6 separate regions of the Mus musculus genome follow, and all the other regions are linked to region 1. The links are chromatin loops, found by intact Hi-C in ENCODE. Cell type or tissue: heart. All regions are shown on one strand.

What was found. Peaks named below come from ENCODE experiments on the same cell type or tissue, not always from the same donor. Only the 100,000 strongest peaks of a DNase experiment are listed, where the experiment ranks them.
Region 2: a loop joins it to region 1, with 3 times the contacts of the local background. A loop is called at or near these places in 6 of 42 quality-filtered maps.
Region 3: a loop joins it to region 1, with 1.9 times the contacts of the local background. A loop is called at or near these places in 3 of 42 quality-filtered maps.
Region 4: it touches region 1 in a loop (1.8-fold over the local background); 3 of 42 quality-filtered maps call a loop at or near these places.
Region 5: a loop joins it to region 1, with 3 times the contacts of the local background. A loop is called at or near these places in 3 of 42 quality-filtered maps.
Region 6: a loop joins it to region 1, with 5 times the contacts of the local background. A loop is called at or near these places in 6 of 42 quality-filtered maps.

Annotation. Positions count from the first base shown.
Region 1 is chr5:65,155,800-65,160,799 of GRCm38, reverse strand. It overlaps Klhl5 (kelch-like 5), which reads right to left. Exons shown (of 11, transcript NM_175174.4): 6 at 4,559-4,745; 7 at 1,792-2,016. Among named protein-coding and RNA genes, the nearest start is that of Klhl5, 27 kb to the right of the region's middle. In heart, CTCF peaks have their summits at 2,533 and 3,753 (motif pointing left); DNase peaks (open chromatin) are centred at 2,719, 3,189 and 3,769; H3K27ac peaks cover 1,129 bases.
Region 2 is chr5:65,105,159-65,110,158 of GRCm38, reverse strand. It overlaps a transcript of Klhl5 not described here. Among named protein-coding and RNA genes, the nearest start is that of Tmem156, 16 kb to the right of the region's middle. In heart, no CTCF peak of the experiment used is centred here; DNase peaks (open chromatin) are centred at 1,858, 2,128 and 2,728; H3K4me3 peaks cover 2,129 bases; H3K27ac peaks cover 1,761 bases.
Region 3 is chr5:65,038,804-65,043,803 of GRCm38, reverse strand. It overlaps Fam114a1 (family with sequence similarity 114, member A1), which reads right to left. Exons shown (of 14, transcript NM_026667.3): 14 at 1,903-3,180. The coding sequence ends at 3,064. Among named protein-coding and RNA genes, the nearest start is that of Gm32374, 21 kb to the right of the region's middle. In heart, a CTCF peak has its summit at 3,121; a DNase peak (open chromatin) is centred at 4,443.
Region 4 is chr5:65,024,735-65,029,734 of GRCm38, reverse strand. It overlaps Fam114a1 (family with sequence similarity 114, member A1), which reads right to left. Exons shown (of 14, transcript NM_026667.3): 9 at 1,234-1,325. Among named protein-coding and RNA genes, the nearest start is that of Gm32374, 7.1 kb to the right of the region's middle. In heart, no CTCF peak of the experiment used is centred here; no DNase peak of the experiment used is centred here.
Region 5 is chr5:65,211,542-65,216,541 of GRCm38, reverse strand. Wdr19 (WD repeat domain 19) reads right to left here. Exons shown (of 37, transcript NM_153391.2): 5 at 3,612-3,727; 6 at 624-739. Among named protein-coding and RNA genes, the nearest start is that of Wdr19, 14 kb to the right of the region's middle. In heart, a CTCF peak has its summit at 2,966 (motif pointing right); no DNase peak of the experiment used is centred here.
Region 6 is chr5:65,001,156-65,006,155 of GRCm38, reverse strand. It overlaps Fam114a1 (family with sequence similarity 114, member A1), which reads right to left. Exons shown (of 14, transcript NM_026667.3): 4 at 245-358; 5 at 13-122. The region is part of intron 2 of Gm32374 (a long non-coding RNA gene); the gene reads left to right. Among named protein-coding and RNA genes, the nearest start is that of Gm32374, 16 kb to the left of the region's middle. In heart, a CTCF peak has its summit at 3,010; no DNase peak of the experiment used is centred here.

The sequences.
Region 1 (5,000 bases):
TCCATTCTTTTCCTGTAGGACTCTGGAATCCTGGGTTTTACTGCAGCTAAGTTGGGTACCACAGCCTTGTATTTATGGGTATCATCATCAAGGAACAGAGTGAGCAAACATCTTAGTTTACGATAAGATTCTATTTAGTAGGCACTCCATAGAACATCAGATAAGGGCCACGCTTGCGTGGATCAATACTGTTTGTTTTACAGGACATCAGGTGTGTGCCAGCTTAAACAATAGAGCAACGGAAGCAAGGGCAGAGAGAGCCAGGGACCTGAATGACACCTCAGTAGAAGCATGAGTGCCATTATCGACCACGCACAGAGGAAGAGGAGGCCCAGCAATGGCCTGCTGGGGAACCCATGTTGCCTATGTGGCTGAGCAGGTAACTGACAGGGAGGGGCCAGAAGACAAGGGAGTCAGAAATAACATTCTCTCACCGTATCCCTCATCAGGACTTTAGATTTTATTCTGAGTGGGGTGGAGTCAGTCAAGGATTTCTTGGGGTTTTTGTTTGTTTGTTTGTTTGTTTTGAGACAGGTTCTCCCTATGTAAACTAGGCTGCTCTCAACCTTATAACCCTCCTTCCTCTGCTTCCAAGTGCTGGAACTACAGCTGTGTGTCACCACATCTGCTTAAGTAGAGGATTTAAAAAAAAAGATTTATTTATTTCAGACACACCAGAAGAAGGCATCAGATCCCATTACAGATGGCTGTGAGCCACCATGTGGTTGCTGGGATTTGAACTCAGGACCTCTGGAAGAGCAGTCAGCGTTCTTAACCACTGAGCCATCTCTCCAGTCCCCAAGCAGAGGATCTTAAGAAGAGGTCTGACATGATTGTGGCAAAAAGACCTCTGTAATTCAAACCCATCAATCTTGGCCAAGTTGGATAAAATAGCCACCACTCATATGTGACCCAAAATAGCATATTATTCACTTGTTATACACTGTGCCAACAGTACTGGCTATTGAACACACACACACACACACACACACACACACACGCAAAATATATTTACACAGATTTAAGTTTGTACATATTACAAGTTTTACAGAATATACCTAATTTTATATAGATAACTTATCATTCATCAAGGGCCTAGATGAAGGGCTCATTTAGTCCAACCTCTTGAATGGCAGACCTGAAAATACAGCTCAGCAGGGAAAACCACTCCTAAATGAGGCGCCCATGTAATTCCCATACGTGAAGAGATGAAAACTTCTTAATTAGTTCATCTTCTAAGTTCAGATTATACAATTTACCTATAAAAGCACATGGCAGCTAACATCCATTTGTAACTCTGGTTACTGGGTTTCTAACAGCCTGCACTGCATACCAATGGTGTCCATAATACATTCAGGTAAACACCCACATACATAAAACAGAGAATGAAAAGAAATGCCTGTCTCTCTCTCTCTCTCTCTCTCTCTCTCTCTCTCTCTCTCTCTCTCACACACACACACACACACACACACACACATTACCATAATTGTTTTTCATATAATATAGAAGTTAAAGTGCTAGTTTTAATGAGCCTTTAACTAGGCTATCTAAATTCAACTGCTAACACGGAGCATAAAGGTAAGAGCATGGCTTGTCACAGCGGCATGCTTTCCCGTGTATGAGCTCCATTTATGTAAGTGCTCGTGTTCTGGTTTCTGCCCCTCAGGGATGAGGGATGCTTGGGAACTGATGCTGACTGAGCCCACACACAGGCCTCCCGCCTGGTACAGAAGGGAACAACGTGTGGCATCCTGATACATGGCTTCCAAGCAGGCGAGCAGACGCACTTACCGAGCCCGTGCCTGTGTGTGGACATAGGTGGCATCACACTCCAGGTTTTTGTTTTGGGGTTGTAGCACTCTACGGTGTTCAGAGTCTTCAGTCCGTCTCGCCCTCCGACCACGTACAGTTTGTCATCTAAGACTGCGACGCCGAATTGGAGCCTCCTCCCATTCATGTTTGCCACAGGAGTCCACATATTTGTACGGAGGTCATACTTCTCAATGCTTGTTGCTCCTGAACAATAACACAGAAGTTAGGAGACTACAAGATCCACCCCGGCTATGTTACAGACACAGAAGTAGAATTTATCTTGTGTGTGTGTGTGTTGTGTGTGTGCGCGCGCGCGTGCATATGGTGGGCAGAGGTTGGTGTCTGGTGTATTCCTTTGTCGCTCTCCACTTTGTTTTTCCAGAGGGGTCTCCCTGAACCAGAACTCACTGTTCTGGCTAGGCTGGCTGGCGAGGGGCTCCAGCAATCCACCTGTCTGCCTCCCCAGCCCTGGGATCACACAAGTGTGCCAGCTGTGTATATGGTTTCTGGGGATTTGAACTCAGGTCCTCTTGCTTGCATGGAGAAGCACTTTAACAGTGGAGTCATCTCCCTAGCCCCAAAGTATAAAGGTTTCTTCGAGCATCGACAGCAATACTTTTATGCTATCTTATGAAGCCCCTGCAGTACGGCCCTCGCCTGTGCCATGACCTTTTCTCCCATCATTCTCCCTGGCATACTCCAGGCCCAGCATTAAAACATCCAGCAGGGGACGTTCTTTGTTCAAAGAGGCCAGGAAGACGCTCAGCAATTGGCGGAAGTGCAGGGAGGGAGCCACAGGGGATCATTCTGAGAAGGCTGGCCACAGTGCAGACAGGGTTCTTGGACAAGCTGAGGGAGGCTGTCTCCCTTTTGGGATCGGATTGTTGGGTTGTTTATAGAAGTCAATGGAAAGGTCTAGGGGAAGGAAACCGCTGACCCAGGAGATAAGGGAGACAATTATTATGTGAGGTTCTGGAAGAAAGAACAGTAACAACAAAACGGGCGGAGTGGGGCTGACACCACGCAAGGGAGGGGGCACGGCAAGGAGGAAGGACAAAGGTCGCCTGGGAACCATTCTGCCGGAAGTGAAGGGAGTTACTACCCATGGGGTTTACCATGGAAAATTCCAGAGCTCTTTTGCTCTCTTTCAAGATGTGGAACAGCAACAGCAGAGATTTAGGAAAAAGTGAAAGAAAGTATCTCACTTAAAAAAAAATCTAACTCGCACTTCCGTAGAGATCGAGTCTTTTTCTAAGCTGATAATTTACCAGCCTGTTCTAGCATTATAAAGGACTGCAGTCGCAGTGGACACTTACTCCTCAGGCTTGTAAAATCAGCATCAGAGCTACTACTGTTGAACCTAAAACCAGACCGTCCGGCTGGCTCCACACCCGGCGCTGTGTTTACTTACCCTACACAGGCTAAGGCTTTTGAGACTGACACCAACTCCCGTTCCATCTTGTATTCTCCCAGAACTACACAGAATCAATCCCTTCTAAACACTAGCTGGTTTAAAAATACTTTTTACTTTGCATAGCCTTTCTTTGTAATATATGGCAATAATGATATTTTATTCATTCAGATTATATACATGTGTGTAAAGTATCAAGATTGTATGGATTTGTTTGATTCTTCACTCCAACCATGACTTTAAAGTGTCCATAAAATAAAATAAAAAATCGCCTTCCATCAAACAAAAATCTTTTTCCATTGATGAATTTTCAAGCTTTTTTTGTTTTTTTTTTTTGTTTTTTGTAGACTTCTGTTATAAACTGGAAAGCCAAAATTTAAGAATCTAAACTAGTAATACAAATATGCATCTATAAGTTTGTGGGTGTGTGTGGAGAGACAGCACAGTGGTTAAGAGCGCCTAGCTTCAATTCCTAGCACCCACAGAATGACTGGGAGCATAGGGAGGGTGCAGGATCTACTGCCCTCTTCTGGCTCCCACAGGCACTGCATGCCTATGGTGCACATTAGACGGGGCTGGAACAGGGCTGAGAGCAGAACCAGGATGAGCTGAGACTGTGTGACTTCTGTCAGGGTTGCAGGCACCACTGCAGGAGGATGGGCAGAGGTCAGGTGTACAGAAAGGCCCCATAACAACTGACAGCCAATAGCACCATGCATGGTCTTCAACCTCTAGGAACAACTGTTCACAGAATCCAAGTTTGTAACTCAAATATTTGTGTTTAGCTTTCATTTCTATATATGTATGTATGTATTCATGAATCTTTTCTTAATTGTTTAAGAGTAAAAATCACAGAAATGATGACCCCGTGGCCCTAAATATTTCAGCAGATCTTCCTCAGAGAAAACGATTCTTTTTAAAAGTCATCTATGTGGAGTGAAGTGTTCTTACTGAGCTAGATCCCTAGCCTAAAGTAGCTAGTTACCTCTTCCTAATCTCATCTGTCTCTATCAGTTGGCACCATGAAAGAAACAGCTTTCCTTTCCATCTGTGTCTCTGTGAACTCACGGAGACTCTGATTTGACGTTAGCTTCTTTTACAGTAATTACTTACTATGATGCTCAAGTTACTTAAACTCAATGGAAACTCCCAACAAGATGTCTTCTCTACCTTTTGATCTGCCTCTTACCATGCCTTGAATATTTTCTGCCACTAAGGTGCTTTCTGGTCTCATCTTTTCCTGTCCTTGTCCCTCAACCAGTCACTTCTCCACCGGGCCTCTTGGTAGTGTTACTGGTTACCCTCTGTTCCTTTAGATCAACGATCTCCCAATACCCTTTGTTGAATCCATCCCTCCAACTGCAAATAACGTTCCAACAGTTGACTTGCGAGGCTTTGTCCGAGGACTCTGCAACATGGGTCGTCTCTCAGGTAATAAATGGTACTTCATTGCTTCCATGATGAGTTTCTGACATTCAATGTCATCCCGGAAAAGTGCATTGTTTTCCATGTCTGCCAGGAACTAGAAGAGAGCAGGGTATACAGACAATGAAGACATGTAAATATACTTTTTAGTTCACTACTGCATTTTGCTGGTCTGTTTATTTCTAGGATTTTACTTCATTTTTGAGACAGGGTCTTACTATGTGGCCCTGGTTGGTCCAGAATCCATGATGTACAGCAGGCTAGCCATGGCCCCCTGATTCTCCTGCTTCAGTATCTCACACAGTGAAATTGCAGGCAGCAATCACCACCATGGGCTCATGAGTGCCCCTGC
Region 2 (5,000 bases), 51 kb after region 1:
GCTATTTAGGCCAGGCTGGTCTTGAACTTATAGAAATCTGGATACCTCTGTCTCCAGAATGCTAGGATGAAAGGCCTGGACCACCACATCTAGCTCTTTTGCTCTTTCTACTTGTGGCATGTTTTCTGAGATCTTTGATAGCTACAGAATGTAGGGTTATACAGGAAACTAATAGTACAAATAATGTTTGTGATAAGATAGCATGCAAATCACATATTTATATTCACTAGTAATTCAAGGATTTTTACTTGCCTAAACCTAATTCTAGTTCTCAAAGAGTAAACATTCTGAAGCATGAATGGAAAGGCCTATAGGTCATGTGGTCCAAGAGGCAACTTGCTGAACATCTAACGGAGTATGTGTATAGCCTCTTCCTTTGATGTATACAGTGTTAAAACCCTGACTTCTGGATTAGCTTCATTTTGGCCCTTACCAAATTCACTAACTTCAAACACTTTGCTCTCCAGTTCTTATCGGTTCTCAAGCTGTAAGAAAATATCCATAAAGGACTGCTTTATTACATTTGGAATCGGTCACAACATGTATTCTTCCATCAATCAATTTTACAGCAGTATGGTTAAAAAAAAAAAAAAACTTTCAAGAAACTCTGGGGAAAAATAAAGCATCTATCTAAATCCAGATATCTCGAGTTCATCTGAGCTCAGAATCTTTTCCCATCTCCCCTTGTCTTGGAGCTGGGACAAAGAGAACCTTGTGTAGAGCAGACAAGTAAGTCCCTCGCCACCGAGCACAGCTTGGGAAATACTAGTTCAGATCATCACAACCAGGAATTCACAGAACATATACTTCTAATTTCAACATGCCCTGTGTTAAGAACACTTTTTGGGTGGGTGGGTGTCTGTGTGCATACACGCTTGTGCACGCGTGTGCGAGCCCGAAAAAATTTATGATTTTCTGTTGGGAATCTTTTAAAAATGTCAGCTTAATGTCACCATCTCTCTTCCTTTTCTCAGGGCCCATAAAAAGCTGTTTCTGTCAGGCCTCATTACTAGAAAATGCCTTGCTTATGCAGAAGAACTGACTTTTTAAACTGTGGAATCATAAACATGTGGTAGCTTACTGTGTTTCTTTCCTGGCTCTAAGGACGTTCAAAACCCAAACCAAGCCTCACGTGTAGCACAGGACCCGAGGGCAAGCATTGTCTATTCCCTCCCAGCCTGGCTTTCTCCTCAATCTCAATATTCTCATCTAGTTTGTTTAACTATATTGTACACATCGACCCAAAACTGCTTCAAATATCTGGATATACATACTCTCTGTGAGTATCTATGTTCGTCTTCTTTTTCCTACAACTTTGTATCTACTTCTCTGTCCTTGTCACAAAAATATTAGTGTCTTCGCCTTTACCTAAAAGTGTTTTACATAAATCCCCATATGGAACATAAACATTCATTACAGGTAGTTAAACCTGTAAATGCTGAAAGTAAGAGGAAAAAAAAAGTTGTGAGTCCCGTCCCCCCGCCCCAACAGCGATCTAATTAATAATAAAAAGCCTTATTAAACTGTTTATTAACAGGAAGATTTATTACACTCCTTCCTAACAGAAAGGAGAATTAACATTTATTGTGCATCGGTAAAACTGGCAGATACATAGTATAGCAGTTCCATTTTCAAAACAAAGTTGGAGGGCATCTGCCAGCGCATAATTCCTGAGCCATGCAGAAGAAATTGACCTCTCATGACGGTGGAAGGGGAGTGGGGATACACTCTGTATATCCCTTTTAGTAAAAGTCTCAAAACTCAGATGAGATAGTCATAATGGCAACCATGTAGAGTCTCTGACAGCCAAGTTCCCCCAGCAGCTTCTAATTGCGGAACACGCACTGAAGCAACTGTCTAAATGCCAAAGTTGTGACCAGTCAAAACCAAACCCAGGAAACTACAATCATATTCTCTATTTTTGAGGTTAAGGCCATTACTTAAAAACGTTAACAAGGTGTGTATGTTGTAGGGGATCCGAAATAGTTTCCAGCGTGTATGTTTTATTCTTGGGAACAATTCTGGAGAGCAGCACTCGCTCCACCCGCCGGGCCATCTCAGTGCCGCGTGGAGAACTTTGGGCAACTCCAGGGCGGCAGGGCCGCGTTCCGGGGAAGGGGGTGGGGGTGAGGGGGAAACCGGGTTCGAGTCCCGGTTGCAGCTCAAAAGCCCCCAGCCCGGGCCGGCTCCTAAGGTGGGCAAGTCACCCTGGCCAGCGAGTCCTCGGACCCGGAAGGGTCGCATGTATGTTGGGAGCTGGCCTTAGCCCACCGCGCCGAGGAGGAAGTCGCACTTACCGCGGGGGGTCAGGAGGGAGGCCCGGGGTCACCGTGGCGCGGGGCGGCGGGCGGGGAGGCTGCGCGGGGCGCGGGTGGGCGCGCCCAGCGGAGGGATGCTCGGCCCCGCGCGCGCCCCCAGCCCCTTCCCCACAGCGTCGCCCCGCGCAGCGGCCCTCCCGGGCCGAGCCACTCCTCTCCGTCAGGCGACGCCAGGCCAGGAGTCAAACTTGTCCCGCAGCCCCTGAGGGGGCGGGCGGGCACGCGCGCGGGAGTGAGTGGGGGTCGGGCACACGCTCGCCGGTTAGTCCCGGCGCGGCCGCCCCGCCCCACGACAGCAGACCCCGCCCACCACCGAGTCCCGCCCGCTCCGCCCAGGGTGCTAAGCTCCGCCCCCTCGCAGCTGGGTCCAAAGACCGAGAATTCCGTTCTCCAGAAGGGGACAGGTCCCGGCTGGGAGAGCCGGGGCACCGGGGACATCCTCATACTGGGCGGGGCTCCGGCGAGGGGGCGGGGGGCAGGCAGAGCGTACTCTATGGAGCTCAGAATGGGCCAACCCCTAGAAACTGGGAGCAGGGGAATTCTTGGGGATGGGAAGTGAGGGAGAGTTCCCTCTGCAGGACCGGAAGGCGACCAGAGGGAGATGGCTTCTATGTCTCAGCTTACGGGGGAAATCAGCAAAAGTCAACCTTGGCCAGCGCCTGAAACCTTTCTTCTTGCAGAAGTCTGATAAGTGTGCTGAGTAGTGGGTTTGTGCCGTAGAAGTTATGGTGTGCAGACCCTGTGGTTGTTTTACCATGCTGGGATATAATTTACTCCTGTATACAACATGTAACTGCTCTATACTCACTGCTGAGAAAACCAGTCATCTATCCAATACCTGTGGGTCAAGCACCAAACTGTGACACTTTGTTACCTCATCGATAGTAAGAAACATCTATGACCCCTAGGTAGAAGGAAGGAAGGAGGGTCTCCAGTGCTTTCTTCCGTGAGTCAGTCATATGTGGGTGAGGGGCCTAGCTGAACTTGGTTCTTAAAGTAATTCATGTATTCAGTGTGTGTGTGTGTGTGTGTGTGTTTGTGTGTACACTTGGTGCTTGCGATTTTTACATGGCTGTCCCTCTTCCGTGGTGGTGAACTGTGGCTATTGCCCCAAAATATCATTTGCCCACCAAGGAGGTCTTCAATATGTCTTCATAATAAAAACCCAGTGGGAAGTAGTTGTCCTAAAGACTAATAGTGGAATAATATAACCTAATTGTGGTTAAGCTTGGCTTAGTTGGGAGATCTGTTTAAGGATGTTTGTGAACTGAGGAAATGTTTCGGAAAAAGCAACAATGCAACACTCTGAAGCACGGACAATTCCAAGAGAAAGAGATAGAATCACTTAAGGCTGTTACAATCGGGAGATAGATACATCAAGATACATACAAACCTATGGCGCTGTCTAGGATCGCAAAGCACAAGATAGCTTTTATCAGGGGCAGTGGAACAGGCACTCCACATGCAGTGACACCTACACACGAAACCCCATTGTCTTTAATTATAGAACGCAATGTATATAAACCCACAGCCTGCGTTTGTGGAATTTGGAACTACTCTGAGGGTTGATTCTTGTTTTCAGCCTCAGTGTTTGTGTACTTTAACAGTGAATCGGATACAACAAAGAAAGCGGACCCCAATTTAGGACAGGCACCCTCACATCCCACTTCTTCTCCCGTGCTACTTGTTCTATGCTGGAGTCTTTCTCACTAGACTTTCTAGCTGATTCTGATTTTCATTTTTTCTTTTTTTTTTTTTTTTTTTTTTTGGTTTTCCGAGACAGGGTTTCTCTACATAGCCCTGGCTGTCCTGGAACTCACTTTGTAGACCAGGCTGGGCTCGAACTCAGAAATCTGCCTGCCTCTGCCTCCCAAGTGCTGGGATTAAAGGCGTGCGCCACCACGCCCGGCTTGATTCTGATTTTCTAATTATTAGTTCCATCACTCCAGCAAAAGCCATCCACACATCCTTTGCAGTCATGATCACTAACACTAGCCTGGCTGGGCTACTCTCACTTGCTCTTTTAGCTGTCCCCAACACATTCTCTGTGTGTCCACACACCAAGGGTCCCTTATGTGGCATGCTGTTAGCCCTTCACACAGCTGGCTGGCTCCTTCTTCCTTGTCACCTATGGATGTCTTCAGTCCTTGTTCAGTACCTCACTTTTCAGCACTAAGCACTCAGTGCCTTCCATCTCTGGTTCCCTAAGCTCATTTGAATGTAAGTCCTGTGAGCTAGAACGTTGCTTATTTAGAACGCTGCTACATCTCTCTGTCTGTTGTTTACCATGTTCATCACAGAGAAGGTGCGTAACAACTATGTTTTTAGTAGAAGAATGAGTCCACACTGGAGAAATAGCTTATATCCCTTTTTATAACTATCGGAGACTTATGACCTGCCTAGGTAATAAGATTGTAGTATCTGGGCCAGGCGTGGTGGCGCATGCCTTTAATCCCAGCATTGGGGAGGCAGAGGCAGGTGGATTTCTGAGTTCCAGGCTAGCCTGGTCTACAGAGTGAGTTCCAGCACAGCCAGGGCTATACAGAGAAACCCTGTCTCAAAAAAAACAAATATTGTAGTATCTGACTTGGTTGTCATACTTTTCTAGTTTTTCTCATAGTAACCCTGAAGAACAATATGGAGTTAAAACTGCAAAACTGAAGTGCAGTGGTTATGAGATGG
Region 3 (5,000 bases), 120 kb after region 1:
TATCATCTCCATTACGACGGCTGAAATCTACCAACAAAGAACTTGTCCCTCCCTTATGATGTTTCTGCCGGGACACAGAAGTGTGGAGACACTCCTGGTCCCCCTTGCTCTGTGTCTGAAGTGTGCCGTTTCTTTGTTTGTGTGTGTGGCTTCCTTTGGTCCCAGCTTCAGTGAGTCACATGCTCCTTTAACCCTGAGCTTGTGTCCAGCCGTGTATGCCACCCAGAGAAAGCACACATTGCTGTTCTCAGGGCCGAGAATGCCAACTTAGGCCTGTCCTTCCGGGTCTGGGACTCGGTTTGTCCTTTGCATCTGTGTGTGTCAGTGCCCCGAAGCAATGTTTTTTTGAATGCTTTTTACTTAGAATTTGAAATAGGCTTTGGATATTTTTTAATTAACAAGGCACAGACTTGGGGCTATATTCATTATTTAGACCAGAATTTATGTTGTACTTGATGCAAAAATCAGGCATTGCTTGTTCAGGGTAATTGTGTACAGTGCAATAAACCCAGTTTATGTAAAGTATTATTGAAGGAATAGCCAAGTTCCACAGTAAGCCTGCTAAATCATTCATTCAGGAATAGATTCACGTTTCCCCAGGTCTGGATCATGTGTTTTGACAGGTTTTAAAGCAAAGCAAAGCAGCAATTATTTCAAGGTGATGGTGGAAGCCAGGACTGAGAGAAATCCCTGACAACGGGTCTGTAGTCAATGACTGTTCTCTCTTAAACAGTTGAATTTACAGGTCATAGGTCACAGAATCGTTTCAGTTCATGTCTCGACTTGGCAACCTTGGATTTTTTTTTCATTAAAAGATAAATAAATAAAATGTCAATAATATCGCTTACTTTAAATCTATTTTTTTAATGTTGTTTAAACTTTGTTTTATAATTAAAATTCTATTGCTGTACACTAGATGTACAGCAAACATCTAGGTAGTGTTTTAAAGATGGGACCTCAGGTAGCCCAGCCTAGCCTTGAACTTGCTATGTGGCCGAAGATGACCTTGAACTTCTAATCTCTCTGCCTTGCCTCCAGAGTGCTGGTATTACAGACTTACAATGCCTTGCGTTTTGATCTCCTCTTTCAGGTATGTGTGTCGTGTGCACACATATTTCTGCAGGCCCTTGTGCCTGTGTGGGCGCGTGAGTTGGCCACAGTGTACCTTGGCTCTTTTCCTCTACTGTTTTTCTTGTCATTTTCTTTTGACTCCAGGTCTCTCACTGTCTTAGGGTTTCAGTGCTGTGAGCAGACACCATGACCAAGGCAACTCTTACAAGGACAACATTTAGTTGGGGCTGGCTTACAGGTTCAGAGGTTCAGTCCATTATCATCAAGGTGGGAACATGGCTGAATCCAGGCAGGCAGGGTGCAGGAGGAGCTGAGAGTTCTGACAGCTAGGAGGAGGGTCTTAAAGTCCACACCCACAATGATACCCCTACTCCAACAGGGCCACACCTTCTAATAGAGCCATTCCCTGGGCAGAGCATATATGAACCATAACACTCACTGAACCTGGAGCTCATCAGTTGGTTACACTGGCTAGCCGGTGATCCTCCTGTCTCTACCTCCCACTGCTGGGATTACAGGTGTGCGCACAGACTTTACATCCATGCTGGGGAGTCTAACTCTGGTCATTACGCTTTCTCAACACTGCCTGCTGAGCCACCGCCCCAGCACTGACAGCCGAGAGACTAAGTCCAAGAATCTAATGCCTTGGAGGTATTTGTTTTTCTTTCGTATTTCTGGTTAATGTACAAATCCCTCTGATGTGAAAACTATAAATCTAGATTATTTCTTCTGCTCTATACTTAAGAATTATAGAATTCACAGAGGTGACTGTGATATGATCAACAGTTAATCACCACCACACTTAACATCAGAAGCATTCCAGAGGTCACGAAAGGAGAAATGCCACACCTTTACGGATTTAATTTTTCTAGGTTGCAAATACATTGTTCTTGAGTTTTTATTTGGTTGTTTCAGGAGACATACAGCTGAAAAAACAAAACACAGTCACACAAAAATGCTACTGAGAGAATTCAGATATCTACTTGGCCCACAGGGGACAGACGCAGTGGCTTCTACCACAGGAACAAAGGAGGGATTTTTCTCCCTTTCAAGACTGCAGGCATCATTTGCCCTGGGATAAGCCACTGGGCATGACTATTTTGGACACTACTGGTAGGGATGTCAGTGATGGTCTCAAACAGAAGCATGCCAGAGAACCTCAGCCTGGAAAGAACAGATGCATCTCACAAGAGCCCAGGTTCAGTACCACTGCTCCCTGCAAGGTCTCTGATGCATCTCCCTGGATCAGCACCCCACTTGGCCAACTTACGACTTTCTACCCTTTGCCTCTACCATGTGTGTGATCAGGTTAGTGGGTATTTTTGAAATGCAGGTCGGGGTTTCTACCTGGCTAAAACCCCTTTAGTTTTCTGTTGAAATGATTCTCAGCTTTATAATTTTGCCACCAAACACTCTAAACTAAAACACTTCTTCAGGGCAGGCAGGTTTCGTGTGCACACCTTTAGTCCTAGTTCTTGGGAGGCAGAGGCAGGCAGATCTTTGTGAGTTTTAGGCTAGCCTGGTCTACATAGTGATATTTATAAAGATATTTATGTCCCTTTTAAAACCAAATAAGTAGCGGTATTTTTGCTTATGATGTTTATGCAATTAAATGAAGTTCAGTACAAGAACTCATTTAAAGCCATGCTTGAGAAAAATAGGGCATAGAAAGGTAGACATTTCAAAGCTGAACAAAAATCTAGGTTCTCTCTATGAATTTCTAAATATAGTCTGGTTGACCAGGAAAACAGATATATTTGTGAATGAACTGCAAATTAAAGGAAAACTTCAATAGAACAAGTACAAGTTTAAGTTAATGTAAAGAAAACATAATTATTGATAAAACAGTATACATTAAGAGAAATTTTAACTCTCTGTATTTTCAAAACTGTGCAAAAATTGCTTGTAGTGTCCTCAAATGGTCTGGCCAGTGACATAGAAGTCCGTTGCCTTTAAATGGTATGTAGTGAAGAGATGTGGCCTGCTATTGAACTAGCTGCAATCTGGCTGGGCTGTAGCTTTCAAACAGCTGGTGCGGATGTGGGAGACCTGCAGTACCGGGAGCAGCAGCTGGAGGGCGTCCTGCACATATGTGGTGCTATTGGAGCCCTGCAAGAAGGAAAACAGAGCTGAGGGTATTTTCATAGTTCAGTTTCGATGGCTGTCACCATATAGCAACATTCTTATTCTCTCTCCTCTCTCTCTCCTCTCTCTCTCTCTTTCTCTTGTATATATATATATATATATATATATATATATGCTCTGCCTTAATGTACACAAGTAGAGGAATCAGATCCCGTTACAGATGGTTGTGAGCCACCATATGGTTGCTGGGAATTGAACTCTGGTCCTCTGGAAGAGCAGCCAGTGCTCTTAACTGCTGAGCCATCTCTCCAGCCCTAACAACATCCTTTTCCTCCGAGGAGAAGGAAGCACAACAATATCATAGAATTCTCAGAATGTCTGCACTTGCAGTAAATGTAAGCACATGTTTTTGGATGGAGTGTGCCCAGATCTCAACTATGTGAGCTAACAAAAGGCCCTCATTCAAATTGAGACAAATCATTTCCATGGGCTTTTAAGGGACATGAGTATGTGTAGACTCATGGCCCCGCATGGCCAGTATTATCTATCCCTTTCTCAGGTCAACCCTGTGGTCCTGAAATCACAGGACAGAGGCTAGGGTCTAAACCACAACCATTTACAGAAAGCTCCACATAGAGTGCCCTGGAGAGATCACTGTAAAAGTGGCCAGTGAAGTTTAGGGAGGGTATCTAGAATGGGTATTGGCCAGCGGCTTATTATTGGGTGCCATATTTGTGGTGCACAAGTATGTTAAATTAATGTGCTAATGTACATGTTTAATCTGGCAGCCATGACAGAGATCTGGGGTGGGAGACTAAGAAGTGAGACTGAAACTCACTATATAGTTTGTGTTGGCCTTGAACTCACCATCCTCCTGCCTCTGCCTTCCAGGGTTTCTACTAGCTGTGTCTGTTCCACTGGGCTTGTCCCTACAGTTCCTGCCCCTTATGGTTGAGTCCATTGCAAGACTGTGTCCTAAGCAATGATACTCGCTGCCACCACTTGATTAGGTTTGGTCCATGGACAGCTTTGCTTAACAATGAGACACAGTTCCCAGCAACGTTGCCACCAGTTCTGAGGTTATGTAATCTCTCCAGAGCTTACTCTTGCCATCCAAATGTGAAGGCAATGGCATTGGGCCTTGCCCTTGACCCATAGCTGCTTGGGAGGCCCTGTGGCTCCCCCATGGGCAAGGTCCTCCTCCACTGCTCAAATGCAGGACACAGCGCCCACGCTCCAAGACCAGGAATGCATCTTGGACTGCTTCTCTCTTACATCACTGGGTTCGTCTTCTGCAGAGCCACAGCAGTGCTGGGATAGCCTTCCATCTGGGCAGTTGCTGCTACCAAGTCCTAGTGAGCAGGCAGGGCAGGCAGGGAGTCCTCTCTCGTGGGGACTCTATGCTTGTCACTGAATGGGCAGGCATCCCGCAGCAGTTTCGCTAACCTGAAACTTAGACTCAGCTCTACTAAAAGTTCTCGTGAACGAAGGGAAATGCCTGTTTTTATGAAAATCACCAGTGGGTAATAATCCTCCATTGCAGCCAATAATCACAGTGTCAAACTTGGCAGCAAAAATCTGCGTCTGCTGGGGGAGGGTTGAGGGGGGGAGGAATGGTGGCCGGAAATAGCCTGCAAGCTTAGCATTTCCTTTTATAATTAGGAATTCTTGGAAATTAGGCATTGCTGCTCTACCAGACACTTTACAGCTGGCTGAGCTACAGAAATGGACACACACACACACACACACACACACACACACACACACACAAAGACTGTTAGACTGTTGACGATAAGATTTAGAATTCCAATAACACTTGCTGACTGGGAGGAAGAAAAGAGAAA
Region 4 (5,000 bases), 130 kb after region 1:
AGGAAACAATAACGTATAGATGGGAAGAAGATCAATGGCTTTGCTCCTTCAGATTCATGGCAGGCCCTCTGTCCAACCTCTAGGATGAGCAGAGGGCTGGCACTCCAGGAGAGCCACATAAGCAACTCGTGACTTACAAAATCGTAGCTAATTGGAAACTGCCGAGACCACCTTCCTTACCCGGCCTATTGATTCCTGAATTCCGAGACAGGACAGACTTATCTAGAGCCCATCGGATCGTTTACAACGTTTGCTTAAGTAGAAGATGTCACTCATCTTATGCTAAAACACTGAGTTACCTTAAAGCCTATGTCAATGTTTAACATGTCAGAATGTTGGGAGGTATTTTAAGAGATAGCAGATTAGGGGAGAGCCACCCTAAAAAGAACTCTTTTAGGAATAAAGGCTGACCCATGCAACTGAGAAGTCCACCCCTCTCCACTCCAAGCTGTGGCAGGTGCTGTAGGGAGATGAACGAGGTAATTTCCCAGCTGACCTGTCGGCTCACTGACCCCTAACAGAGAGAAAGAAATTCCTCATCTCACCGCTTCTGTACCTCATTCTGTCCTTCCTTCACCCATTATAACAGGTGAGTGGCTATGCAAACCACTGCTAGGTCAGGTAAGAGTCAGGAGGAAAGCGAGAGGGAGATAGAAAAGAAATCACATAGCCTTGGGTAATTAGTGACCAGCACCTCCTTAAGGAATCCTACAGTTAGACCTGGTTCTAACTTGCAAAATGCACTGTGAAGTTAGAGGAATCTGTAATGGCAAAGCTGGACTTTCCTAAGATGTGTTGGAGCGGCAGCGGCAGCCCAGGTGGGCGGAAAGGTCTGAGCTTCCCTCTTCGCTCTAAAACCTGCATGTCTCTTTAAAAAGCAAGGGTGGGAGAAGAGTCTGGAAAGTCCCGTGATGCCCCCCCCCCCCCCCGAAGATAATCATCCTCTGACAGAACAGTCTATTCCCCTGTGAAAGGGCAACTGACTTTCTCAAGGTCACTAGATAATTACTCGTAAATTACAGAATGGGAGGTCTCAGAAGCCTTGCATCCATTAGGGTGCCTCCGAAGGTACCAATTACTGACCTCAGACGCCTCTCCCCCTGTTATGTCGTGGGGGGGGGTGTTGGCGGGGTTTTCCCCCCATTTCTTGCGAATCTGAGGAATCTTACCACCAAGACCCTCTTTCTCCAGTCCCCCTTTAAAACCAAAGACACAGAAAGGGTTGGTTCCGACCTTATTGAGTTTGTCAGGTGTGGCGGCGACGTGTAATTCAAACAGGAGCTCTGTAAGCATCCTGGCAAATTCTTCCCCGCTTTCTTCTAGGCCTAGAAACAGAACACAACAGCAGTAAGAGGCGCGATGCATTTATTTTTCATCCTTCAGAACGTGGCAGCTCCCCTGACTTTGCAGGAGCACTCAGGGTAGACTAAGGGGGGCTTTGGCAGTGCGCCCTGAGGCTGCCTGGGAAGATGGATGTCACGTCTTCCATCGGTGAGCACAGCGGGGAGGCAGCAGGCTGCCTGGAGAGCTCTGCTGAAGCCTAGCTGCAGGCCTCTGGCACTAGGGCACCCTGGGCTGGCTCAGGGACAAAGGCAGGTAGGGAGAGAGACCTTGTGTGTCTTGGGGCCACAGCTGTAGCAGCCCATTGCTGACAGAATGAGTATGTATGACCTGTGTCAGGCCTCTGGTACCCGCTATTCGGAAACTGGTTAGGCTTCCTATAGCAACTTTGACAATGCCCAGGGTGTGGTGCTGAGGAAGGGACTGGCAGGGCTGGGTGAGTGGAAGTCTCATGTGTGCTCTAATGTAATACCATCTCTCTGGAGAAATTTCCCAAGGTTCTCTAGAAGACCTGTGTGGTACTATAATACTTTTTAAGATCTATTTTCTCAGATGGGAAGCTATCTAAGGACAGAGAAGAGTTTAACTCATTCTTAACATGATCCCTGGAACATAATAGGTGCTAAAGAAAATATTATTTGAATTGATAATCTATTAAGATATCATATGATATAGAATACAATAATCATATAATATTTGTTATATAGTATATTTATACATCATAAAATAAAAATAAATATCCCTGGATGGGCAGTGGTGATTACAGGGCTTTAATTATAGCCTTCAGGAGGCAGAGACAGATGGATTTCTGTGAGTTCAAGTCCAACTTGATCTACATAGTGAATTCCAGGACAGCCAGGACTACACAAAAAAATCCTGTCTCAAAAAACCAAAAACCAAAACAATCAAACCAAACCAAACCAAACCAAACCAAACCAAACCAAACCAAACCAAACGAAACCAATGAACCAAAAATATCCATGGTAGGAAACAGAGATTGTTAAAAGCTGCACTCTCTGCTCACTTCTCTCATTTGCAACTTCAAGACAAGACCATCTTAAAGTTTCTGGTAGGTGCTAAAGTACTGATTCCACAATGGGTTTATGAGCCCCACTGAGGGAGAATAAAGCATCATTCATCTGGCCCAATTGCATGTGTGCAAAACCCTCAGTGAAGAGGTTACCCGGGCTTATGCCAGAGCCCAGGTAATACCTCTGGGGAAGGCTAAGCCACGTGGAAAATACTGTACCTAACACTTGCATGGTCATGAGCATGGCATTCACATGAATAGATTAGTGTCTGTGTAAAGAATCCCCAGAGAGCTGGCTGGCCTCCACTCCCACGGGAGGACACAGCTACAAGAAGCTGACTGTGACCCAGAGATGGACCTTTGCCAGACACCAGATCTGCCAGCTCTCTGATCTCAGACTTCCTTACGGAACTGTGAGAAGTAAGTTCCTGTAAGGTACGCTGCGATGTTTGCTACGGCAACCTAAACAGGCCAAGATTAGGAGGGAGCTATGAGGAATGGATGTGCCTTGAAAAGCTGGAGCCTCCTGAAGCATCCGAGTTCTCATTCAGCGTCAATTCCCACCAAACACATTTAAAATCTTCGTGTGCTCGTGTCAATGTGCTACATAATAATTCACTTACACCACTTTTCCTTTTTTTTTTTTTTTTTTTACAAACAGTTCTATATCGTATTTGCTTCATATAGTAACCGAGAAGGGAAAGACGACGTGGGGGCGGGGGTGTAGTCCCCACCTGAGGATAGCTTCTGGATCAGGGGAGAAGTGTTCTAGACGCTTGGCAGTGGCAATAAAGTCTAGCAGGGAATGTGCCTGTCAAGTTCTGGGGGGCAGTAAGGAGGCCAGGGTGGCTGCACAGAATGAGCAAGATGGGTGCCCTGGGTGTAGATGGGGGCAACTGCCTTAGCTCAGGATGGAGCGGTAGTGGGACTCATTCCAGCCAGGAAGGTGAGTGCTGTGATATAGTTTGCAGCTGTAATAGAGTTCTCAGAGGATGCATAGGAAGAAAGCTACCTACACAGCGATTCCTGAGGAGATTTGAGAATGAGACTCCTTTAGCCAAGTAAGGAGAGGTTGGAAGGGAGGGGGTGAAGAGGAGTAAGAGGGGAGAGAGAGAGAGAGAGAGAGAGAGAGAGAGAGAGAGAGAGAGAGAGAGAGAGAGAGAGGAAAGCAGATTCTACTGACAAGCACATGGGCAAGACCACATCCGGGAACTGCCCAGTTTCCTTCATTGGCAGGAGGCTGTGCTACAGAGCGGGAACCCTTGGCTGAGACCCACCCCTGGGGCCTGAAACCAGTCACGGGGTTTCTTCAGCTTCGTCTCCGCCCCCTCTCAACTGGGGATCATAAAACTCACCCTCTGTTCTTTGTAAAATTTTAGGTTGTACTTTTGGAGGGTTGCTAGGGATCAAATGCAGGGACTTACTTCTGCTCAGCAAGCACGGTATCACCGAGCCACACCCTGAGATGCAAATATAATATTGAATTGTTTCATAAGGAAACAATATGTATGAATTGCTATGTGCCACACTGACATGAACACGCAATATTACATATATTTGGTGGGAATTGACAGTAAATCAGAACACAAATGCTTCAGGAAGCCCCAGCTTCTAAGAGTGCATCATTTCTACTAAACATATACCAGTAACTGTTACCATGTATCTCAGAGGGGAAAAAATTGCTAAAAGTATATAAAAACAGACGATAGTCAGTGCTGTAACAAAGACTATTACTGCTATTCTCGGTCTGTATACATGGCCAAGAGAACTTTCTCATGGCAATAAAAACAGAAAATGGGCTTCTAAAATCTCTTCACAGCCATGGTAAAGCACATTGGAGGGCCATGGCTGTGTGGTGAGACTCCATTGTGGCAAAAAAGCCAACATGCAAACCATGAGCCAATGCCATTCAATGCGCAGGAGCCAGATATTAAATTTAATCTAGAAGACGACAGCTTGTTATTATACCTTCTGAAACTAACAAATTATTTAATTGTTAGCGGATTTTAGGAGTAGAAATGCACTTATATGAAAACAACTCCTGGGGCAATGCTTAAGTTCCTGCCGTAATTTTGCTCTCTGTTTTTCTTCTCATCTCACTGATGATATTCCTTTCTGCATCTTTTTGGGTAACCCCTCCGTCTTCTTGGAGCTGTCCTATTCCTTTGTGATGGTGTTGACTTAACAACACCTCTGTTCCTCTCTCCCAGTGCCTCATTAAGTGTCTGGATGACATTTATTTATTAAATTAAGTTAATGAAAATTAATAGTGTTTTGATCATCTGGAGATGCCCTTTGGGGGAAATGGATCTATTACAGGAGATAATAGGGTTTTGTCATGAAGAGAGAGACAAATTTACCACGTTCCCCTTCCAGTTACCAAATTTATCATTTTTTTTTCTTAAAATATGATATTCAGCACTTCAGTATGCATGTGTGTGTGCATGTGTATGTGTGAAATCCAACATTCTCAATTTACTGAATGAGGCTCTATATTTAAATGAGAACATACCACATCACCCGTGGCAACACTTTCTGTTTGGCAGCACAGCCCAGCTTCTTCTCCAAAGAACAACACTGATGAACAATGTAATAGTATTTAACTTTGCATTTGTAACAATGTCTCTGA
Region 5 (5,000 bases), 56 kb before region 1:
ATAAAACTTCACAAACATACTGTCTGAAACCACAGAGCTGATAATCCATTTGATATCAAAGGGGAAAATATATTTCCTTTAATAGCTAACTTATTAATCTTAAAGAAAAAAATCCTAGTAAAAAAGGATTTGTGTGTGTGTGTGTGTGTGTGAGTGTGTGTGTGCGTATGCAAGTGTGAAAGTTTGTGTGCCCACTTGTATCTGGGTGCTGTGTGTGTGTATGGATGCATGGGAACAGACAAAGGTTTCTGATCCTTAAAACATAAAACTGGGGGCTGGAGAGCTGGCGTAGTAGTTAGAAGCACTTGTTGCTCTTGCAGAGGACCCAGGGTCAGTTCCCAGTGCCCACAGATGGCTAGTAAACATCTGTAACTCCAATTCCAGGAAACCTGACGACACCCTCTTCTGACTTCAGTGGTCACCAAGCATGCACACGGTATACACACATAACTGCAGGCAAACACTCATACACCAAAAGTAAAATAAATCAGCATCTTTAAAAATATGGAATTATAAGCATATTCCACAGTGACTTAAATAAACTTTTATACATTAATCTGACATAAAACTGTTTACCACAAGGAAAAATGAACATCTCACATAGAGAGATGGTGGCGTGTTACCTGTCTTATTGTGTCGCCTTCCTGGTTACTAACTGTAATCATTTTATCTTCACCTCCCAAAGCAAGGAGATTCTCTGAATTCCAACATCCACATGTGATTTTCTTAGTATGTTTTCCTGAAGAAAAAAAAAAAGGCAATTTTTGCTGACATGTGGACTTCTCAAAACAGATAAATAAAAAATTAGTTATGCTAATCTTATGTGCCATGGGACTGAACAGACAAGAGATTCTACTCCCACGAAAGCCCTTAGTGTCTATGCAAATTTATATCAAATCCATCATCACTAAGCTAGAAAGTAAAATAACGGTATATAACAACTTTTTTTTTTTTTAAAGATTTATTTTTATTTATTATATGTAAGTACACTATAGCTGTCTTCAGACACTCCAGAAGAGGGCGTCAGATCTTGTTACAGATGGTTGTGAGCCACCATGTGGTTGCTGGGATTTGAACTCTGGACCTTCGGAAGAGCAGTCGGGTGCTCTTACCCACTGAGCCATCTCACCAGCCCTATATAACAACTTTTTGTCTGGATAATATAAACAGGTCTTATCAGGGAACAATGTATTCCTCTACAAATTTTGTTGATTCATCACAGAACCAAGCTTGTAATATACAGGGTCCCTCTGTATAGCCTGGAACTCAGTCTGTAGAACAGGCTGGCCTCGAACTCAGAAATCTCCCTGCCTCTGCCTCCCGAGTGCGCCACCACGCCCGGCAGCTTGTAATATCTTAAAGGAAGCAACCCCTAAAGCACAAAGGTGAAGGGAGCGTTTAGAGAAGAGCCTGTGGGCAGACTGTGTTTCTCTTGGATTAAAGGACTCAGGTGATGCAGTGAAACCAGGAAAGGGAAGGATTACGTGAAGAGAGGCTGAAAGGTGCTGAAGACAAATGCCTTTCTTCTTGAAAATTATATTTATTTATTTATTTGCTTATGTGTGTGTGTGCATGTGCACATACATGGCACATGCATGTGTGCATGTGTGTTCCACAGCGCACATGCAGAGGTCAAAGGACAACCTTTGGGAATTGATTCTCTCCTTCACCATGTGGGTTTCAGGGATTGCATTCATGTTGTAAGGTTTGGCAGCAAGTGCCTTTACCTGCTGAGCCATCTCACTGGCCCATAAATTCTTCTCTTTACCAAGGAGAGGGAGAAGAAACCTTCCTTTCTTTCCGATACACTGTCACACTGCTCAAAACTCAGGCTCAGCATAGCATCAGTAAGAACAGTTAACATGAGCTAGAGTTCTCTGGTCACTTTGGTAACCGAAATGGGAGACTGGCATTATTTAATTAAACTGTCATAACTAACATGTGTACATATCAGAACACTGCATAGCAAGAAATGCCAGTATCTTGTTGAGCTCAAAGGCACAGATCAGTACAGCATGAAATGCATATTTGGTTACTATCCAGTGCTGGTGGATCGAGCACCCCAAGGTGGGATGACCTGATCTTAAGAAAGGTTAAGAAGAGGAGCTGGAGAGAGAGCCCAGGGGTTACGAGCATTTGCTCTTTCCCCAGAGGACCCAACCTCAGTTCCCAGCACCCAGAGCAGGTGGTTTAAAACCATCTGTAATCTCAGCTCCAGTGGATTCAACGCCTCTGGCCATTACAGCATCTGCACTCATGTGTAGCAAAACCTAAACATAGTTTAAAATAATAAAGACAAATCTTTTTTAAACAGTCAAAAGGAAACAGAGCTGAGCCACGAATCCCAAACAAGCATGAGAGAGGCAACAATATACTCATCTAATGGTCCTGACATGGCAATTAATTCTAGTCTTTTCAGGTATGTTTTCATATGATTATTAAGTAAAAATATGGTGCTGGACTATGGTGGCACACACCTTTAATCCCAGCATTAGGGAGGCAGGGACAGGCAAATCTCTCTGAGTTCGAGGCTAGCCTGGTCTACAGAGAGTTTTAGGACAGCCAGGGCAAAGAGAGAAACCTTGTCTTGAAAAAAAAAATGTGGCAGAATCATATTCATATTAAATACAGATTACACACAACATTGTGTTCATATGACAGCCTGATATGAGAATGATCATGCTCTGACATACTATTTCCATACACATCCAGTGTCCAAATCTCTGGGGCTTATAAATGTACTGGAAGACATTTTCAGAGATAAAGTGGGAATCAGAATGCCTACAGGGGTCATACAATTTGTGTGGAAAAGGCTGATTTTTTAACTGGGAGAAAATTTTAGTTTGGTCTAATAGATTAATGATGCTTCTATTTATCTCTCATCACTAAAAATTAAAATTAATACTAAAGAGAGACATGTGAAAATAATTTAAAATGACGCTATGCTCTTAATGGGAAGCACTTCCTCAAGTGTCCTGTAGGTGTCGCTATCTCCAGCGTTTGCTGACTCCCTTAGTGGAGGGGATGCTTTTCTGGCCGCCTGCGTGCAGTTAGCCCTGCTCACTCTACCGCTCATCAGAATGATGCTACAGTGAAGAGGGTCAATCTTCCTGGGTATTCAAGGGGCCAAGGCCAAGTGAACAGAGGGGGAAGGAATCAGAGCACTCCATGCAAGGTCACACGGGCAAACTACTCACATTCCAAAGTCTGCACTCAAGATGGATATTCCCCATGTAAGCAGGCACTGAACACTTTGGTTAACTCACTATGTGGATTAAAATTAGTATATGGTAGAATACAGCCACACTGACTAAAATTAACTAACATGTGGGGTCAACAGGTGTTGATACACATATGAGCTATTCTATGTCTAGAGATACAACCTGGGTGTGAGAGGGGAAATGGGTACCATTAATGTCCTGATGGCCAAAGACACAGGCTGACCTTAACTCAGGAAATCTTAGCAAGCAGGAGAGGGATCCTCTTGGACAGGTATCTAAGATGGACCAGGGAAACATTTTTCTGTGCCATCTCAGGGAAATCCCAGACAATGGAACCAACTCTCAGAACAGCATTGCCAACGTGTAGCAGTGTTTCCAGGTAGAACCTACCAAGAACAGGAATCTTTCGAGATGTCTGATGATTATAAATGAGCAAATTTCCTTTAATGGTCCCAACAGCCAGGAAACTTCCAATTTTTGACCAAAGAAGGAAAGACATTTGATCCCTGTAACATTAAGAGATATGTTACAGAACAGTTCACAACATAAACCCCTTAAGAATCCTCTAAGAAATACTTCATGTATAACTTTAACTTCTGCTTAGAAGCTGAAGTGCGACATTATAGCTCATGAGCTTTTAGCTGTAATATCAGCACTCGGGAGGCAGAGGCAGGCAGGTCTCTGGGAGTCCGAGGCCAGCCATGGCTACACAGTAAGACTCTGTCTCAAGAAAAAAACAAAACAAAACAAAAAATAAACCAAAAACTCGCACAGCTTATGGTTTTTAGATGAAGGCTACATGCTAAAAAGAATTTTGGAGGTGTCAGAGAGATGGCCCAGAAGCTAAGAACACTATCTGGACCCATGTTTGATTACCAGCACTGCCCCCATGGTAACACCAGTTGCTGGAGAGCTAATACCCACTTCTGGCCTCTGAAGGTACAGGAATACATGTGGTTTACAGTCATACATGCTGGCAAGACCATGCATAGAAGGGGAAATTTACATATAATATAAATAAATTAATTAATTAAAAGAAAAACTGGAGGCAGAATATCATCTTGGCAGCAGGTAGACTCAAAATAACAACAACAACAACAATAATAATGAATGTAGACTTTGTTATAGAACTTCAAATTTATAAGGTGACAGTCTTGAGACCTCAGTTTCTTCAAAACGGAGAACTGGTTTTGGAATGTGTTTGCACACTCCTTCTAGGTGCAGTGGAGAGTTTACTTCAGATTATTCATTACTGCTGGCTATTGTTATTTGTTTATATGCCTCTATGGAAAAACATGTTCTTCGCAATGTGAGGTTGGTTTGCCCTGTGTGGTTTCTCCTCCTCCTCCTCTTCCTCCTCCTCCTCCTCCTCCTCTTCCTCCTCTTCCTCCTCTTCCTTCCTTCCCCTCCTCCTCCACAACCACTAACATTAAAATAACAGGAATTAAAAATATTGGTCATTAATATCTCTCAACATCAATGGACTCAATTCCTCAATAAAAAGACACAGGTTAACAGTGTGGGTATGAAAACAAGATTCATTATTTTGTTCCATATAAGAAACACCTCAGCAAGAAAGATATTTATTATCTCAAAGTGGTGGAAAAAGATTTTCCAAGCAAACAGACCCAAGAAGCAAGCTGAAGTAGCCCTTTTACTACAGCCAAAATTAGTCAAAAGAGATGGGGAAGAACACTTCATATTCATCAAAGGAAAAATCAACAAAGATGATGTTTCAATTCTAAATGTCAATGTCCCAAATGCAAGGGCACCCACATT
Region 6 (5,000 bases), 150 kb after region 1:
CTAGGGACTCACCGTGTTTTGAACCACATTGGTGAGGGCTGACAGCATGCCTCTCGACCCTGCCGCCCCTGGTGGAGGAGGAGTGTGGGGGCCTCTGGCAGGGTCCTGATCTGGAGTCACATCTGTCATGGCAAGAAATAACACCCTGGTTAGAATGCATTTTGCTGATCTGAACTTGGGCTTTTCCCCACTGTGTAGTCATGCACACGGGTGTAACAAAACACCAGGCGAGCACGCCACTCACTTCCAGAGATTCCGTTTTCAGCATCAGTTGGGGCCCCTTCGGGAGATGCAGAATTGGCACTGTGGATTCGTAGGGTTGCCCCTGCCTTTTCTTTGACTGCTGTTAATCCATGACCTGCAAGGACATAAATATATAGTTCACAGAGACATTACAATCTGCACAGTCTGTGACCCTAGACTAATCTCACAAGACCATCTGGACTGCGGGGTTCTACCCTGAATGGCAGCAATGTGTTCAGATTCCCTGTGGTAGGATCCAAAGATGAACTCAGCATGGTCAGGCTGAGTGGCCTTAAAGCCACTCTCTTTTGTGACTCAGTTTCCTCACTATGTTCCCAGACCCCTTTTGGCTTCTGCCATGGTGGCTGTTTTTAACAGGGAAACTCCAAACTCAAGTCAGCGTCTTTGAAAGGCATGTCTTCATCCTGTTTTCTAAAGTGTCATATGGCTGATCAATCGTTCTCTTGTGGTCGCTGTTGGCTTTTTGAAGTCCTAGCACATGGCAGGTGCTCAGTTAACATGGGCTGGATTGAAGTCAGATGACCTTCAATACGTTCCTATGTATAAACCTATGTATAATATGTTCCTAGGATTATATGTATGGTGGCATATAATCCTAACACTCAGGGGGCTGAGGCAGGAGGATGGCAAGTTTGAGTCTAGCCTAGTCTGCATAAGATTCTAGGTCAGTGTGGGCTACTTAGCAAGATCGTGTCTCTAAACAAAACAAAGCCCTCCAAACAAACAAATAAAAAAATAACACTACAGTTCCTCAAACGTACACCATGAAAGGTCTTGAGCTGACAGCTCTAAATCAAAGGGTCACTCAGTGGGGAAATTGGGAAGGAGTAGCAGTCCAAAGTAGGCTGAAGGTCACGGACTCCATCAGACTAATAGCACCTGTATTTCCAAGAAGGGACAGTCTTTATTTCCAAGACACTGGCACAGTTGGGATTCGGTAAGGAGTACAGAGCAGACCTTCCCACTCATTGGGTAAAAACCAACCCTTGACTTGATAGAAAAGAGTCTTCTATTTCATCCACAGACAGCTTGACACCCTGCACTAAGATGGGGTAAGCCTTTCTTAGACAGGAGGAAGGGATCAAAGCACTGGTAGACCACTGCGGTCCTCATGGCTACTGGAGTTCTAGAAGGAAAAACAGCCTGTGCCCCCTCCATCTGGGTGCCTGCTACCTGCCGTGGCATGTAAGGAGAAAGGAAGCACGCATCCTGGGACCCTGGGTTGTTCAAACACGAGGCAGTGGTAACCAAGTCAAAGGAAGACACCAGAGTCAACTAGAACCAGTCAGAATTACAAAACACTGTTCAAATGACTGTTCATCCATCTCTTGAGTTAGAGGAAGACACAGATGAGACTCATACATACTCAAAAGAGTAGTATTTTGGATCTGATATCAATGCATAGAACCCTGTGGAAATCTAGGTGTGGTGGCATGAGTTTGTAGCCTCAGAGCTGGGGACATAGAGACAGATACATCCCTGGGGCTTGACATCCAGCCGTTGTAACTGAATCAGTAAATTTCAGGCCAAGTGAGCCATGCTGTTTCAAAAGGCAAGGCAGACACAATCCTGAGGAATACCCTTTGACTTTCGAGGTTAGCCTTTGGCCTCTGCACATACTCACACATGCACCCCCACATACACACAGAAGGCCGATTTCTCAGTTCTAACCTGATTTATCAAAGCAACACAGGCAATGGTATTTACTGGCTTCTTCCAACGAAAGCTATTTGTCATCATATATTACCTACAAACCCTGAAAACTTAGGAAACATGATTTACAGCTTTAATTACAATAGAAATATGTGCCTACACTCATGCAGATAATTAAACACAGCTCAAACTCATTACTGAGTTACTCGGAAAAAAAAAAAAAAACAAACTGCTAAGCCGAAGACTTAATTATAAGCTTTCAATCTGACTCGAATTAATTCTTTCTAGCCTCCAAAGAATTCCAAACATTTCAATGGAATCTCATCGAAATTTCAGCAAACACTTAAGTCGTTGGCTTCATATTCTTCAAGGTAGTTTAAAAACAACAACAACAACATCCACACAGACTTTCCAAAAGGAGACTGCAGAATTCTCCACGCATAATTCACAGCTATAGATTTCTGAGAGCCAAAGTCAGGGAATAAGTGATCTCTGGAGGCACAGCTTGCTCAGCTCTGGGGCTCAGCGGCGCTCACACTCATTATTAGCTCTTTAATCTTCCGGGGCCTTACATCCCCCTCTTTGACTTCCTCCACAGTAGGTTAGTCTTGTCTGTTTCTCTGTTGGGAGAGCTGCTTCTCATCTTGGCCAGTCTGTAGTCCCAGCACTTGGAAAGCAGAGGAAGGTAAGAGACTAGCCTCAGCTACCTAACAAGTCCAAGGCTTGCCTGGGCTACATGAGATACCGTCTCAAACAAAACAGCAAAGGGAAAAAAAGAACAAGCCTCCCACATGACCACAGACAAGTGTGCATAAACTGTCTCCAGAACTACCCCTTTGTTTTCGGAATGGAAGACAGTTTTCATGTGCATGCAGCTAAGATGTGTTTAAGCCGGCATTTCACCATGGTGCTATCTGTTCTCTGATTAACAATTCTAAGTTTTTTTGTAAGTAAAAGAAAGTACTTTCTGAATTTTCCTAGAAATTCAAATTTAAGCGTTATATTTACCTAAATATTGTGATTTTTTTTTAAATAGGTAGAGACTGCCACACCCTACTTAGCTGAGCCACTTCCAAAGCTTGACTTAGTGTGACATCTAGTGCCCAGATAAGGAAATCATAACAGAGCCACTGGGACTTTTATTTTTGACTAATGACTCCATTTCCAGAGGTTTCTACTAACAAGAAAAAGACAACAAATGTGTGTGACACTACTTGGTGTCGTTTGTGAAATAACTTCACACCACCACAAACCCTAAATATTCTAAAACATGGAAGGCTCCGGAATCCCAAGGCTCTGAGGCTGGGACTGGGTCTGGTTTTCAGGCTGCAGTAGGTGAGTGCTGGAAAGCCAAACCAGAAAACAAAACAAAACAAAACAAAACAAAAAAAAACACAAACAAACAAACAAACAAACAAAAAAAAACCCAGCAAACCCAAATCAAGACAAGAGGGCAAGAATGTCCCAAGAATGTTGCAGGACAGTGTCCTCTAAAAACATTCCATGGCCATCTGGCTTTTTAATTACCTGTGCTTACACGCTAAATGAAAGCAATCTAGACTGAAATCCGCCAAGGACATTGGTCCCACAATTTCTTAGCTGTGTGATGTTAACTTAGTTACCTAATTTGTCCGCGTGTCTCTGCTTCTGTGCTTTTTCTGCCATGAGAATTATAATATCGACCTTCCAAAATCTCTCCTCTATACCTTTAGGACATCCCAGACACTGTATTAAAGTGTCTACTTTTCTTAATAACACTGTGCTAAGAGATGTGTAATACCCCTTCCATAACTGAGAAAACTGAGGTCAATCAAAAGAACGTTATCTGCCAAAGGTCCCAAAGTTGGTAAGCGGGAAGCAGGATTTAAATCCAGTCCATCTGATGCCAGAACCAACATGTATAATCCCTTTGACATACTGAGGAAGTTTTATAGTTGAGAATGCCTTCTAACCTTGAAGGTCAGATCCTTGGTCAGGCTCTTCTTTAGAACACTTTGACTTATGCTAACCTGAACTTGAGTTGCCTCACCTTGACCACACAGCAAGGTGAAGTCCATGTTCGAAGTGTGGCCTTACTCTGGCTCTTGTATCCCAGTCATGCCTTGCACGGTCAGGGTTGATGTTCGGAATCACTCCCTGTACTGGAAGACGTGGGGATGCGGTTGGGTTGGGACCATGGGGTATGGGGTGATACCACACCCCAGTTCAATATTCTTCTTAAGTCCTCTTCTTGTGAATCCTATCAAATCCAAAGGCCCAGCCCATTGGGAGAGAGAGATGAAATAGCATACTTGTGGAGGCTGGGTCTCCGACCAGTGGTAAAGAGGAATAGCTGTAGCTCTAGACAGCATGATCGGGTAGCCCAAGGCTGCTTTCTGTTAGACATATTTGCCAATGGCAAGGGCTGCAGCTACGTCATGAGGAGGTCTCTTCCCATCTAAATTGCTTTCTTTTAAATATATTTCCTTCTTTTAAAAACAGTACATACAAAACAGACAAAACCATCAATTGGTTCTCTGATCTACGTGGCTGAATTTTCCCCTAATACGTTTTGAGGGAAATGGGTATAACATAAAATGTATCCTCTTAAGTGCTCCACTACACAGTTTCATGGAGCAGACACACCGCTAATGTCCACTTCCAGACCTCATTTGTACCCATTAGGCAGTAGCGCCTCCTCCCTCTACCTACCAGGCCCTGATAACCTCTGTTTTACTCTGTGTCTTTCTGATTTTGGTCACTCTAAGAACCCTATCCAAGTGGAATCCCACAGTACTTGCTTTTTGTGCCTGGTCTTGTTTAGCTTAGCATAACGCCACTCAAGGTTCATCCATTTGTGGTGTGTGTCAGAATTCCCTTCCTTTTTAAGGTTGCATATTATTTCACTGTATACCCTGCTTGTTATATATACCATTGGCAGATCTATGGCTTGCACCTACATGTTAGTGTTGTGAATAATGACAGTTTGAACATGGGTATACAATAACTCTCTGAGACCTTACTCTCAAGCCTTCTGAATATATACCCAGCAATAAAATAAGTAGATCACACCCTAACAGTTCTTTATTGGTGTATATTTTGGT